Linked DNA regions of Homo sapiens: region 2 is linked to region 1. Evidence: chromatin contacts called from ENCODE Hi-C or POLR2A ChIA-PET data. All regions are on one chromosome and are shown on one strand. Each heading gives the region's core, a stretch centred on a gene start or an enhancer-like site at or near the end of the contact. The rest is flanking DNA. Distances are from core to core; before and after follow the strand shown. Region 1 overlaps NRCAM (neuronal cell adhesion molecule). Region 2 overlaps PNPLA8 (patatin like domain 8, phospholipase A2).

What was found. Hi-C counts contacts between places; a loop is a spot of excess contacts on that map. ChIA-PET counts read pairs that join two places held with the same protein, here RNA polymerase II (POLR2A). Pooled maps may share reads with other maps.
Region 2: a pooled map shows a loop between it and region 1 (2.2-fold over the local background). The contact joins two enhancer-like sites. A Hi-C loop is called at or near these places in 2 of 37 single-sample maps with no recorded cell type and 4 of 50 pooled maps. POLR2A ChIA-PET finds 5 or more read pairs at or near these places in 1 of 52 experiments (activated CD4-positive, alpha-beta T cell).

What each region holds. Positions count from the first base shown.
Region 1 is chr7:108,308,701-108,315,242 of GRCh38, reverse strand. NRCAM (neuronal cell adhesion molecule) reads left to right here. Exons shown (of 33, transcript NM_001037132.4): 3 at 2,512-2,578. Among named protein-coding and RNA genes, the nearest start is that of NRCAM, 140 kb to the left of the region's middle. RefSeq lists a silencer at 6,004-6,298. Within about 2 kb of position 3,567, at least 3 of the 41 ENCODE cell types and tissues checked have a DNase peak (open chromatin) inside an H3K27ac peak, as active enhancers do.
Region 2 is chr7:108,502,188-108,508,636 of GRCh38, reverse strand. It overlaps PNPLA8 (patatin like domain 8, phospholipase A2), which reads left to right. Exons shown (of 11, transcript NM_001256007.3): 5 at 5,995-6,146. Among named protein-coding and RNA genes, the nearest start is that of PNPLA8, 21 kb to the left of the region's middle. Within about 2 kb of position 5,141, at least 4 of the 41 ENCODE cell types and tissues checked have a DNase peak (open chromatin) inside an H3K27ac peak, as active enhancers do.

The sequences.
Region 1 (6,542 bases), core at 2,318-4,817:
TTACTACTAGTCAAATTTCTGTTAAGACCAAAGATTAAATATAAATTTATAATTTACTGTCATTTTATAGTGATAAAAGGCAGAACAGTTTTGCATGTTGCACAAATACATACTTGTGCAGATATATAAATATATTCTTGCGTATAAAGTTTTCATAATTGATGTTCTGAAAACTATTTCTCATCTGTATTTATTTTGAAGAGTGTAGACAGAATTGACTGGGTTGTTGGGGGGGTGGGGGCAATCAAAGGCTTGATATCTTAATGTAATCTAACCTTTACTGTATTGTTAAGGAGGCCAGTTTTTAGAAATCAGCCTCACAAGAATCAAAGAGTAAACATCTCTAATATCTTTAGAGTTGAACTAAAAAGTATAAGCCAAATGAGATTTTGCAAGTTTTTGCCTGCTGATACTTTTTACCTAATACTGCTTGTAATAGCAGATTTTCAGTTGCATTGAATGTTATGAATTCTCATTTTAAAACCAAACAACTCTTTCTCTGCCAAAAAAGTCCAGCAAAAAAATGTGTCCCAATCCATAGCAATTTACTCTGAAACAGGAAGTTTATTATTTTATTTTTCCATAAGTGGCTAAGGCAAGTATTCACTTTTCAGAATTATTTGAATTTTTAGTGTTATATGCTATTGAATTACTATTATTGTAATTGATTTGTTATGTGTACTGTGGGCTTTGGGTTTCTTACATTTTTCGCGTGGATGTTATCTGTCTTTTCTGAAGGCTACTTTAAAAATACATCAAATCTTATCTTGACCTTTTGACTTAGGACTGATTTTATTTAATAGGGTAAGTTGATTGCATTTTGGTTAAAAAATTAAATTGTTACTTGGTTATTGGAAAAATAGTCCTTAGCAATGATGTATTACCCTATTCTCTTGACCTAAATGTGTTTTGGGGTAATGAAAGGCCATTGACACATTTGTCAAAACAAGAGTAATGAATGTAACAAAAAGTCATTTCCTAGAAATGTTGGGCATAATTGCTGACATGGTAATACAATTAATACAGTCTTTTGGTGGTCTTTGCAAACCCTTCAGGGTTTACATCACCACAAGGTGGTTAAAAATGTAGCAGTGCCCTATCAATAATATATATAAGCAAGGATGAAATAGTTTTTTCCACGTGATGCCATGGAACCATGTTATGCAAAATTACATATCTGTGCTTTTTAGAGCGTTTTGCCCTGAACTGGATTATGCTGAGAACTATTAAAACTTAGGAATCCATCAGCATGTGGACTGAGATCCCTCATGGTAGGAAGCATGAAGTATTTATATTTTATTTTTTTCTTGTTTAGATTTATCCAGTGAATTGGCGGATATGTATTAAGTGCTCAATATAAGTTTGCTGAATTGAGTTGTTATTGTAGATATATCTTAAAATTCTTATAGATGCTCTCCTACACAACTCTAGGGTTTTTTTTAAAAAGTGAAAACAATATTACTATAAAATTGGTTCCAATTCTAAGGAAAAATCACAAACCTCCACAATATTAATATTTTGTCCTGATAAAATATCATTGCTTCACATGCAATGAAAATCTATTAAGGGTGGTTTTATATGTAATTAACATTTTTTGCAACTTAATGCAGGGAATATTTTATAACACATACATAAGCAAAACCAGCTGAGATTATTAAGCATCTTTTATTAACGGAATAATTTTGTGTTTCATAGTTGTCCTAATATTTGAGTGCAGTCCAGAGTTCCTGAATTGACACTTGTTTCTCTTCTCTGAAGGGTTTTTCAGAGGTTGATAGTACGACTTCTGTTTCCAGAAATCCAAAGTTCAAAAAGACACAAATCCTCCCTTAGAAACCTTGGGTGTCACTGAATTGGTTGTTTAAAAAATGAAACTTAATGTGCTCAGCTGTGATTGTTCTACTCGCCATCCTTCCTCTCTTTCTCTGGCTAATTCTCAGCTGGACTATTTGCAAAGGAAACATTGAGGCTGACGAGAGGAGAGTTGGAGACTGCAGAACTTGGGAGCTGTCCACTGCTCTGCCTTTGTCACAGCCCAGGTGGAACTCACTCCTCAAATCTTGGTTGTTCCCAGCTTCTTTTTATGACCCTTGTTGAAAACCTGGGGCCTTTCAAACATAACCTAAAAAATTTCTATGCTACCAAATAAAAAAATTTAAATAATAATAATAATAAGCCCATAGCAAAGTATTTTATCCACACTGTATAGATACATTACAAAAACACCTTTATTCCTCTAAACTGAAAAGAGGAATCAGACGTGATTCTCTAGGCTGGAATCCTTTAATGGGATGTCCACCAGAGTTCTGGTCACTTCTCTGCTGTCACTTTTGATTGAAGCCAGCAGAGATATGTTTTGGCAAATCTAGTCATGATTTGTCTTCCTTGCAGGGCTCTCTCTTTAATTGTGTTTCCCATAAGAGAGCCAGTTGGAGTTAATATATTGACACTCTGCTGTGATTGATGACAATCAATGTCGTGTTAACGTTTCTCCCATTTTTTAACCCACAGAGCAATGCTAAGAAGACGTTTGGTTTAAAGAATTAAAAGGAAGAACAACTTAAGAGCTTCTTCAAAGGTAAGAGTTTGTCTTCTCAAAACATTTGAATTCGTAGTTAAAGATGAGAATTATAATATTAAATAATGTGATTATGTAATATTATTGCCATATTTAATACTTTTCAATCCAGAGAGTATGATAAAAGACAGAGAGTAGAAACATAGATGCAAAAACATTAATCATACCAATGTCAAAGAAGATAGATCAAATACATAGGGAAGTAAACCAGCCCTCATGTCCTTTCATAGTAATAAGATTTTTGTTTAAGTAAATCATGAATCATAAAGCCCAGAAAATAGAGAGCAGAGGCAAAGCACTGCTAGTAAAAATGTTTATAAAGGGACTAAAGATTAAAAATTATAGGGAATCATTTACAAGAAAATAATTTTCTTTTTGATTCAATAATATATCAAAAGTCTCCTGAGGGTATACCATCCATTAGTGATTTTTCTTGTCTCACAATGGAGTCCAAAGAATAAAAATATCTCCTTTGAAAGTTTAAATGTTACTTTGAAATGTGATTTCTGCTTTGTAAATTCCTTCCCCATTTCTTATTTCCTACCCCGCTGTCCGCCCCATTCTTATTTATGCCATTCAGCATTATCAGCTCTAGAATGGACCCTGTTAGGCCTATGATGCCTTCTGAAAGGCCATCTATTATAGTACTGAACTTGATGAAAAAATAATCTTACTTGGAGATCTGGAACACAGTTCAGAGAACTGTATCTCAACCAATAATAGCTTTTTTAAGGAATTATGAGAGCACGATTGTTCAGACATTCAGTTCTTTACCTTGTTGATTTCATTTAACAAATAAACTCATGGATTTTAGTTAAGGAAAGAAGATTGTATACAAGATTTTGAGATAGTAAAATCCTTTGAGCATGTTGTCTCTTGTTACTGAGAATTCTTAGGCTGATCCATTGAGATGTCCTTTTGTAATTGAAAGGAAATGATTCATGCCTCAGCTGAATTTGCTTCCATTGTGTTGTATTGAAACTGACTTCATATGACTAGTTCTTACAGTGTTTCAAAATACCATCAGAAATCCCCAAATTAGTAGACTGGAAACTAAGAATGTTGCTTTGTAAATCAAATAGCACAAATTTTGTTCTGCTTGAACAGTCCCTGAAAAGTGAAAATTAGCAGAGACTAGCAAAATTGATGTTAGGTAATTATGACCAACACCAAAATAGCCTTAATTTTGTACAAATGGCTCTTTTAAGAGAAAGCTCCCTTTGTTGAAGCAAAATGACCTATTTTATATAGTTTTTATGTACCCCTCTCCTCTACAAGTGTCCTTGTTTCATAAAGAACACCTGCAAGGTAAAGCAATGTGATAGTAAGTACCATCCATTCTGACAGGGACATATACCAAATTACAGTTGTTAGAAACTAGGAGTTACTAGTAATGGTATTAAGTATGGTGGCTTACCAGTACAATACTAGTATCAGCAGTAAGGTATGGAAAATTCTTTCGTAGATAATATATTGTCTGATATCTATAAGGTAGTAAGACACTGAGGGCGGGAGTTTATTTGTAAAAATGGTGTTTTCTGGTGAGCAGGGAAAACAGCGGCCACTGTGAGGAAGTACATGGTGCCCTTTTAAGGTGGAAACGCTTGGCTCAACAGCAGGTGCTCTCCCACTTCCTAGCCCACTCTCAGGTAGTTCTAAGGGAGTTTTTCTGGCTGGATGCATTATTTTTTCTTTCTTCCATCGTGTGAAGGGTACTCGATTGAAAATCTCTGTCTTCTAGAGCAACAAGTGAAAAGGCTCGATTCTTCTTTTCTCAATACACACTTCTTGTTGGTCTTTCTGGCTAGCCTTTTGTTAATTGGCTCAAGAGAGCTTTTAGTTGTCAGGTCCTATGAGAGCCACTAAAATGTCTCATTTTTTGGTTTCGTGAATGGTTGAATCTTGTCAAAACTAAATACTGAGTCTTCCCAATTTGTTTCCCTGGCCTCACAAAGACTGACTGAAACTTCCCAAAATTCTAAAGCACACTTATACTCAGAATGTCCCTAGGCTATTCAAGTATTTGGCCTCTGACATTAGAATAAATAAGTTTTTTTCGTAGCTACTTAGAGTTTTCAGTAGTTTTTCCCACATTCACTGGCATGCTGTGATGTTCAGAAAAATGCATGCAGCCAGAATTGTGGACTGTGGTTTGCAAACTCTCAGGCCCATCCCACATCCTTCTGTTTGGGAAGTGCCCTCTGTCTGCCCTTATCCAGTGTCACACATAAAAACTGCTCACGTTTGCCATTAACCCTAATGTGTACATTCTCTCCCTGGGAAATCTGTCTTCTACCTGCATTGAAAACCTTGAGCTAAAATGCAAGGCTGCTAGTGGTGGCATTTTGATAATCAACCAGAGTGAGGAGAGAGGATACCTCTGAAATCACTTCGTAAAATGAGTTTTCTGCTGGCCACATTCGTGTAAGTTTGGTCCTAGTAGTAACCATAAGGAGTCTGAGGAAGAAGAATGCCCAGGCTGCACCTTAAAGCATGTTCCCATTTGGCAGCAAGCTGTGTATGAAGAATAACCTGACAAGGTGCTGGAGTCATTTACTGACTGTTTTTGTGGATGACTTGAAATTTGTTCTTTCCCTTGGACTTTACAATACCGAGTTGTTAAAGTTATATGTACATCTTAGGAGAAGGGTAGTTACATCCTGAATAGATAATAGTAAAACTGGTAAGAGTAAAAAGACTTTTATCTTATAATTAAGTTGATTTGTAAAAGTGAACCTGTATTTTATTACAAAATCCTAATAGTTATACAATTTTAATGCTATTTATTTATTTAATTTATTTCTTTCTTGAGATGGAGTCTCACTTGTCACCCAGGTTGCAGTGCAATGGCGCGATCTCTGCTCACTGCAAACTCCACCTCCCGGGTTCAAGTGATTCTCATCCCTCAGCCTCCTGAGTAGCTACAATTACAGATGCATACCAACATGCCTGGCTACTTTTTGCATTTTTAATAGAGACAGGGTTTCACCATGTTGGCCAGGCTGGTCTTGAGCTCCTGGCCTCAAGTGATCTGCCTGCCTTGGCCTCACAAAGTACTGGAATTACAGGCATGAGCCACCATGCCTGGCCAATTTTTAATACAATTTAACAGTAAAGACAGCTATCAAAATTTTGTCCTACAGGATCATTTTAAGGCTGAGTTTAGTTGATACCAGTCAAATCAAGAAGACCCAGCACCCACAGAAAGAATACTTGCCCCATGAAGCTGAAGATTAAAAGCTCATGAATAAAGCAGTTACTCTGGGATGCCTAGAACTTATAAAAACCAAGACAGGGATCTAACTCCAAGTAAAAAATATTTACCTCTTTATTGTTTTATACCAGTAAAGTTTGATTCAATATGTAGTCATCTGGAAAACTAGAACAATCTTTTCTTATACAAATTAACTTCCTCCCTCTTCATTGTGACATAGCATGAAGGCAAGGCACAGATTTCAACTAAGTGACATCTCTTGAAACATTAGCATACTTGGACAGTCCCTCTATTGTGATCGTGATGAACTTTTTCACAGAATGACTACTTACCACTGAAATGCAGCATTCCTGGAAGCTGAATGACAATGCAGTGAAGAACATTCTGTTCTTTCAACCCAGGCGACTGCTCAGCTTTCCATTTCCACATGAAGTCTGAGCAGTGCTCTCTGTCCTGGGGTCAGATGGAAGCATATTAAATTCAATGTGCAACATTTCTGTAGGGAGGCTAAATTATACATTTCCTGATATTTATCTCTGAGTTTTATTCACATCCGTGATTGAGATGCCTTTATTGATTAGGCATCTCATTTCTGCCTCTTGCATCCTGTCCTCATTATTCTTATGGGACACAGCCATTTTTCTCTGGACATCTCACCTTATCCCCCTTCTCACCACTCCCACCACTCTGGGCTGCTCAGTTTGATAGCTGTTTCTGAAGGCTCAGAAAGAGCAGTTGAAATGTGTTTGA
Region 2 (6,449 bases), core at 3,892-6,391, 190 kb before region 1:
TTGATGGGGATGGCATTGAATCTGTAAATTACCTTGGGCAGTATGGCCATTTTCACGATATTGATTCTTCCTACCCATGAGCATGGAATGTTCTTCCATTTGTTTGTATCCTCTTTTATTTCCTTGAGCAGTGGTTTGTAGTTCTCCTTGAAGAGGTCCTTCACATCCCTTGTAAGTTGGATTCCTAGGTATTTTATTCTCTTTGAAGCAATTGTGAATGGGAGTTCACTCATGATTTGGCTCTCTGTTTGTCTGTTGTTGGTGTATAAGAATGCTTGTGATTTTTGTACATTGATTTTGTATCCTGAGACTTTGCTGAAGTTGCTTATCAGCTTAAGGAGATTTTGGGCTGAGACAATGGGGTTTTCTAGATATACAATCATGTCGTCTGCAAACAGGGACAATTTGACTTCCTCTTTTCCTAATTGAATACCCTTTATTTCCTTCTCCTGCCTAATTGCCCTGGCCAGAACTTCCAACACTATGTTGAATAGGAGTGGTGAGAGAGGGCATCCCTGTCTTGTGCCAGTTTTCAAAGGGAATGCTTCCAGTTTTTGCCCATTCAGTATGATATTGGCTGTGGGTTTGTCATAGATAGCTCTTATTATTTTGAAATACGTCCCATCAATACCTAATTTATTGAGAGTTTTTAGCATGAAGGGTTGTTGAATTTTGTCAAAGGCTTTTTCTGCATCTATTGAGATAATCATGTGGTTTTTGTCTTTGGCTCTGTTTATATGCTGGATTACATTTATTGATTTGCGTATATTGAACCAGCCTTGCATCCCAGGGATGAAGCCCACTTGATCATGGTGGATAAGTTTTTTGATGTGCTGCTGGATTCGGTTTGCCAGTATTTTAGTTACCGGTTTTCAAAGTAAGGTGTTGCTTTAATAGCTGCCTCAGTGATTAAATGAATTTTTTTGCACCTTTAAAAAAAATATTATGGACTCCTTGTTTTTCTAAGTTAAATGTGTTTCTTTTTCTTTTTTTGGGAGACAGAGTCTCTGTCACCCAGGCTGGAATGCAGTGCCATAGTCTTCACTCACTGCAACTTCTGCCTCCCAGGTTCAGCCCAGCTCAGCCTCCTGAGTACCTGGGACCACAGGCATGCACAACCACACCCAACTAATTTTTGTATTTTTTGTGGAAAGAGGGTCTCACCATGTTGCTCAGGTTGATCCCGAATTCTTGGGCTCAAGCAATCTGCCTGCCTTGCCTCCCAAAGTACTGAGATTATAGGTGTAAGCCACCTCACCCAGCCTGTTTCTTTTTTTTTTTTTTTTTTTTTTTTTGAGACAGAGTCTTACTCTGTCACCAGGCTGGAGTGCAGTGGTGTGATCTCAGCTCACTGCAACCTCCACCTCCGGGGTTCAAGGGATTCTCCTGCCTCAGCCTCCCGAGTAGCTGGGACTACAGGCGCCCGCCACCACGCCCAGCTAATTTTTGTATCTTTAGTAGCGATGGGGTTTCACCATGTTGGCCAGGATGGTCTCGATCTCCTGACCTCAGGTAATCCACCTGCCTCGGCCGCCCAAAGTGCTGGGATTACAGGCGTGAGCCACCGCTCCCAGCCTCACCGAGCCTGTTTCTATGATCTATTTTCTCCCCTTCTCTTTTTTAAAATGCTGAATTTGTCACAAGGATTCATACATCCTTTGGGTTTATTAAAAAACTTTTTATAAAAATATTATATATAGAGAACAACACAAATCGTAAGTTTACAGTTCCATGATTTTTCACACATGAAATACATCTATATAACCACCACCCTGAATGAGAAACAATCTTATGAACACTCCAAATACTGTTCCCAAAAAGGTTGATCAGTTTTTCAGAATTCTAGCAGCATAATTTAGTTGTGCCTCTTTTTGCATGTTCTATGAATTATACAGCATGTGTTCTTATATGTCTGGTTTTTTTTTTCACTCAATATTATGTTTGTGAGAACCTTCTATATTGTTGGGTATACTTTTCATTTTTCCCTCTATTGCTAGACATTTGGATGGTTTGCAGTTTGGGAATATTTAGTAGTAGTACTTCTGGGTTATATCTTTTGGAAAACATAGGTCTTCGTTTCTTTGGAGTATATACCTAAGAGTACTATTGCTGCTCACAGAGTGAGCATATTTGTAACGTTAGTAGATACTGCCAAATGGTTTTGCATAGTGCTTGTGCCAATTTATTCTTTCACCAGAATTCTATGAGGCCTCTGTGTTCTACTTTCTCTCCAACACTTTATTTTGTAATTTTTTTTTTGAGACTGAGTGTCGCTCTGTTGTCCAGGCTGGAGTGCAGTGGTGCGATCTCGGCTTGCTGCAACCTCCGCCTCCTGGGTTCAAGCAGTTCTCCTGCCTCAGCCTCCCGAGTAGCTGGGATTACAGGTGCGCACCACCACACCCTGCTAATTTTTGGTTTTTTAGTAGAGACGGGGTTTCACCCTGTTGGTCAGGCTGGTCTCCAACTCCTGACCTCAAGTAATCTGCCCACTTCGGCCTCCCAAAGTATTGGGATTACAGCCGTGAGCCACTGTGCCCAACCTTTTTAAATCTTTTTAATTTGAGCAGTTTTGTTGGGTGTTAAGTGATACTAAATTATGGTTTTAATTTTTTATTTCATTGATAGCTATGATATTCAGCATCTTTTCCAGGGTTTATTGGCCATGTTTATACTTCCTTGTGAAGTACCTATTCCAGATCTTGCCTATTTTTCCATTGGGTTCACCAACTTTTTCTTCATTATTTGTAGAATTTTAAAAATATATTACGGTTGTAACTCACTTGTCATATGTGCGGTATGTATGTGTATGTCTTACAAATCGTTCTCCTATTCCGTGGCTGACCTTCTCACTCTTGTGTTTTTTGATGAACAGATATTCTTAATTTTGTCCAATTTATAAATACTTTTCTTTATAGTTAGTATTTTGTGTCCTGTTTAAGAAATCTTTGCCTATCCTAAAGTCATAAAAGTATTTTTGGCCAGGCGCCGTGGCTCAGGCCTCTAATCCTAGCACTTCGGGAGGCTGAGGTGGGCAGATCACGAGATCAAGCGATCAAGACCATCCTGGCCAACGTGGTGAAACCTCGTCTCTACTAAAAATACAAAAATTAGCTGGGCTTGGTGGCGTGCGCCTGTAGTTCCAGCTACTTGGGAGGCTGAGGCAGGAGAATGGCTTGAACCTGGGAGGCGGAGGTTGCGGTGAGCTGAGATCACGCCGCTGCACTCCAGCCTGGCAACAGAGTGAGACTCCGTCTCAAAAAAAAAAAAAAAAAAAAAAAAAAAAATATATATATATATATATATATATATATATATATATATATATATATATATATAAATTTTCTTGTGTTTTCTTCTGAAACCTTGCTTTGCCTTTTACTCTTCTATCTAGTATTCATCTAGAATAGATTTGGTTGTGTGGTGTGTGTCAGAAGTCCTGACTTTTAAAAAATACACTTATCCAGTTGACTCAGCACCATTTATTGAAAAGACCTTTATCATAAATGAGATGTATATATGGATCTGTTTCTAGACACAGTATTTTTCATTTATGTATTTTTTGAGATGGAGTTTCGCTCTTGTTGCCCAGGCTGGAGTGCAATGTGCAATCTTGGCTCACCACAACCTCTGCCTCCCAGGTTAAAATGATTCTCCTGCCTCAGCCTCCCTAGTAGCTGGGATTACAGGCATGCACCACCATGCCCAGCTAGTTTTGTATTTTTAGTAGAGATGGGGTTTCCCCATGTTGGTCAGGCTGGTCTCGAACTCCCAACCTCAGGTGATCCACCCACCTCGGCTTCCCAAAGTGCTGGGATTACAGGCGTGAGTCACCATGCCCAGCCAGACACAGTATTTTGTTCCACTGGTATATTTGTGTGTGGTTGTGCTGATAGTGCACTGGCTCAATTTTTGCAGCTGTATAAACCTAGGTAGTATAAATCCTCCAACCTTGTTCTTCTCAATGTTGTTGGCATGGCTATTCTTGACATGTTATATTTCTATATGAATTTTAGAATCACCTTATCTACAAAAAAATTTTTAAAAGAGAAAAACATGGTGGGATTGCAGTGAATATGTGGAACAATTTAGGGTGAATTGGGTCTTTGTTGAGTTTCCAAGCCATGACATATGGCATATTTTTTCAATTATTCGGGTCATCTTTATTTTCCTCCTGTGTTTTAAAAATTTTCAGTGTTGGGTGTCTTTTACATCTTCCATTGGAATGATTTTATTTAACTAATTCATAGGTATCTGATATATTTTGATAATTTTATTTTGTTATTTTTATTTCAACATGTTTTTGTGGTAATTCTAATATGAACATCAATTCTTGGTTTTTGTAATTCGGTACTGGATTCACATACGTTATAGTTTTTCTGGATGCTGGACATTGTAAGTTTAAAAAATTGCATAAGCTCTAGATTATATCAAATTATATCTTTTTCTGGGGTTTATTTGTTCTTCTGTTTGGCATTTGAGTGGAGCCCTGATAGCCTTAATTCAGTTAGGGTCAAATCTGGATCAAGGCTGTATTACAGTTTGGGTAAGACCTCTAGTTTGCCCTGATTTTTGGGCATATTCTTCCAGGGTGTGTTCACTTAACCACCATCTCATTGGGTCCTAAAATCTCAAGAATACAAAGCCTTCCACTCTGATTTTCAGAGGTCTTCGGCTTACCTTTTGCCTTCCACACCTCATGATTTTAGAATTCAGCAAATGTCTTGAGGTAAAGCCAACCATGTGTTTGAAGCCCTTCAGGTCTTCCATTTTTTTCACTCCAAACCCCTTAGATGCTAAACGATCAGCTGGTTTCTCTGTCCTTTATTTGGGGCCCTCTGTCTGAGTCAGACTCACTTTTTTGGTCCTTTACTTTTTCCTGGAATCAGCAAATGCCTCAAGGGAAGAAAAGCTATAGTTTACCAGCTCACTTCCTAGCAATTACTCCTTCTCCAGATTCTTGGCTCCATCTGTTCTTGTTGCTTCAGCAGCTCTCTGTCTGATGCCTTTAAACAGATGGTACTTTTCTTGTATTTCATCAAGATTTTCTTGTTGTTGATGTGAGCGTTGATCTGTAACAGAGTATTTCATCTTAACCGGAAATGGAAATTTGCATTATTCTCCACCATTGCTCAAGTTCCTCTAGTGGGGCCTCACAGCTCAATATTAGGGGAAAAAATATTGAGAAAGAATTTAGAGTATTTCAGGTTGATTGATCATAAAAAAGAAACAAAATGAGTGATACCTAGGAAAATTGTTTGATTTACAGAAGGTTGCACAGCAGAATTATAGCTGCCACTCAGCCATTCCATTAAACCTGCGGTACTGACTATGTAAGATGCTTCTGTGTACAGAAGCTAGAGAATCTTTGGTAAGCAACATAGAACTCTAGGATTTAAGCTCTTGTCTGTGATCAACAATATGATGTTGAGTGCTTAGAATCTTGAAGTCTCAGGTTTATTTAAACTGATTATTTAATTGTAGTGGCCTGCTTTTACCTTCTCACCTCAGTTACCTTTGTTAACATTTGTTTGTATTCTTTTATGAGGCAACCTTGAATCCCATATGCAATGTATACAAGATGGTTCATTATTTCTTTTTAATAACAGTTTAACTTCTAGTAGTTACTGTGAATCAGTTTTAGCCTCTTAATCTCAGGATTTGGACTAAATATTATACAAAATTTATAATGTTAACCTTTTGTTATAATAATTTGTAAATTTCTATAAATTATATTTTCTCTAGTTAAGTATTACATCTTTTAATGAAAACTTTTGAATATTGGTTAATTTTTGTCCTCAATATTAGAACAAATGTAATCTAGAAAATTGACATTAATATATCAAAAACTAATCTGTCTTATAAGATTACTGAGAAAGTAATGAACACTGTCACCTTGGTTGTCATGTGGTGAACTGCATGTATTGGTTAATAATAATCATACATTTTCAGTCTTGATTTGACAAAAGCAACAAAGTATCTTTTCTCTCAATATAGGAAAGAATTATTCCATATTTATTACGACTGAGACAAATTAAGGATGAAACTCTTCAGGCTGCAGTTAGAGAAATTTTGGCCCTAATTGGCTATGTGGATCCAGTGAAAGGGAGAGGAATCCGAATTCTCTCAATTGATGGTGGAGGAACAAGGTAAGGCTAGGAACATGATTCTTTTTTTTTTTTTTTTTTTTTTTTTTTGAGATGGAGTTTCCCTCTGTTGCCCAGGCTGGAGTGCAGTGGCACAATCTCAGCTCACTGCAACCTCTGCCTCCCAGGTTCAAGCGATTCTCCTGCCTCACCCTCTCAAGTAGCTGGATTTACAGGCTCCCGCCACCATACCCGGCTAATTTTTGTAGTTTTAGTGGAGACAGGGTTTCACCATATTGGCCAGGTTGGTCTCAAACTCCTGACGCCAGGTGATCTGCCTGCCTTGGCCTCCCAAAGTGCTAGGAT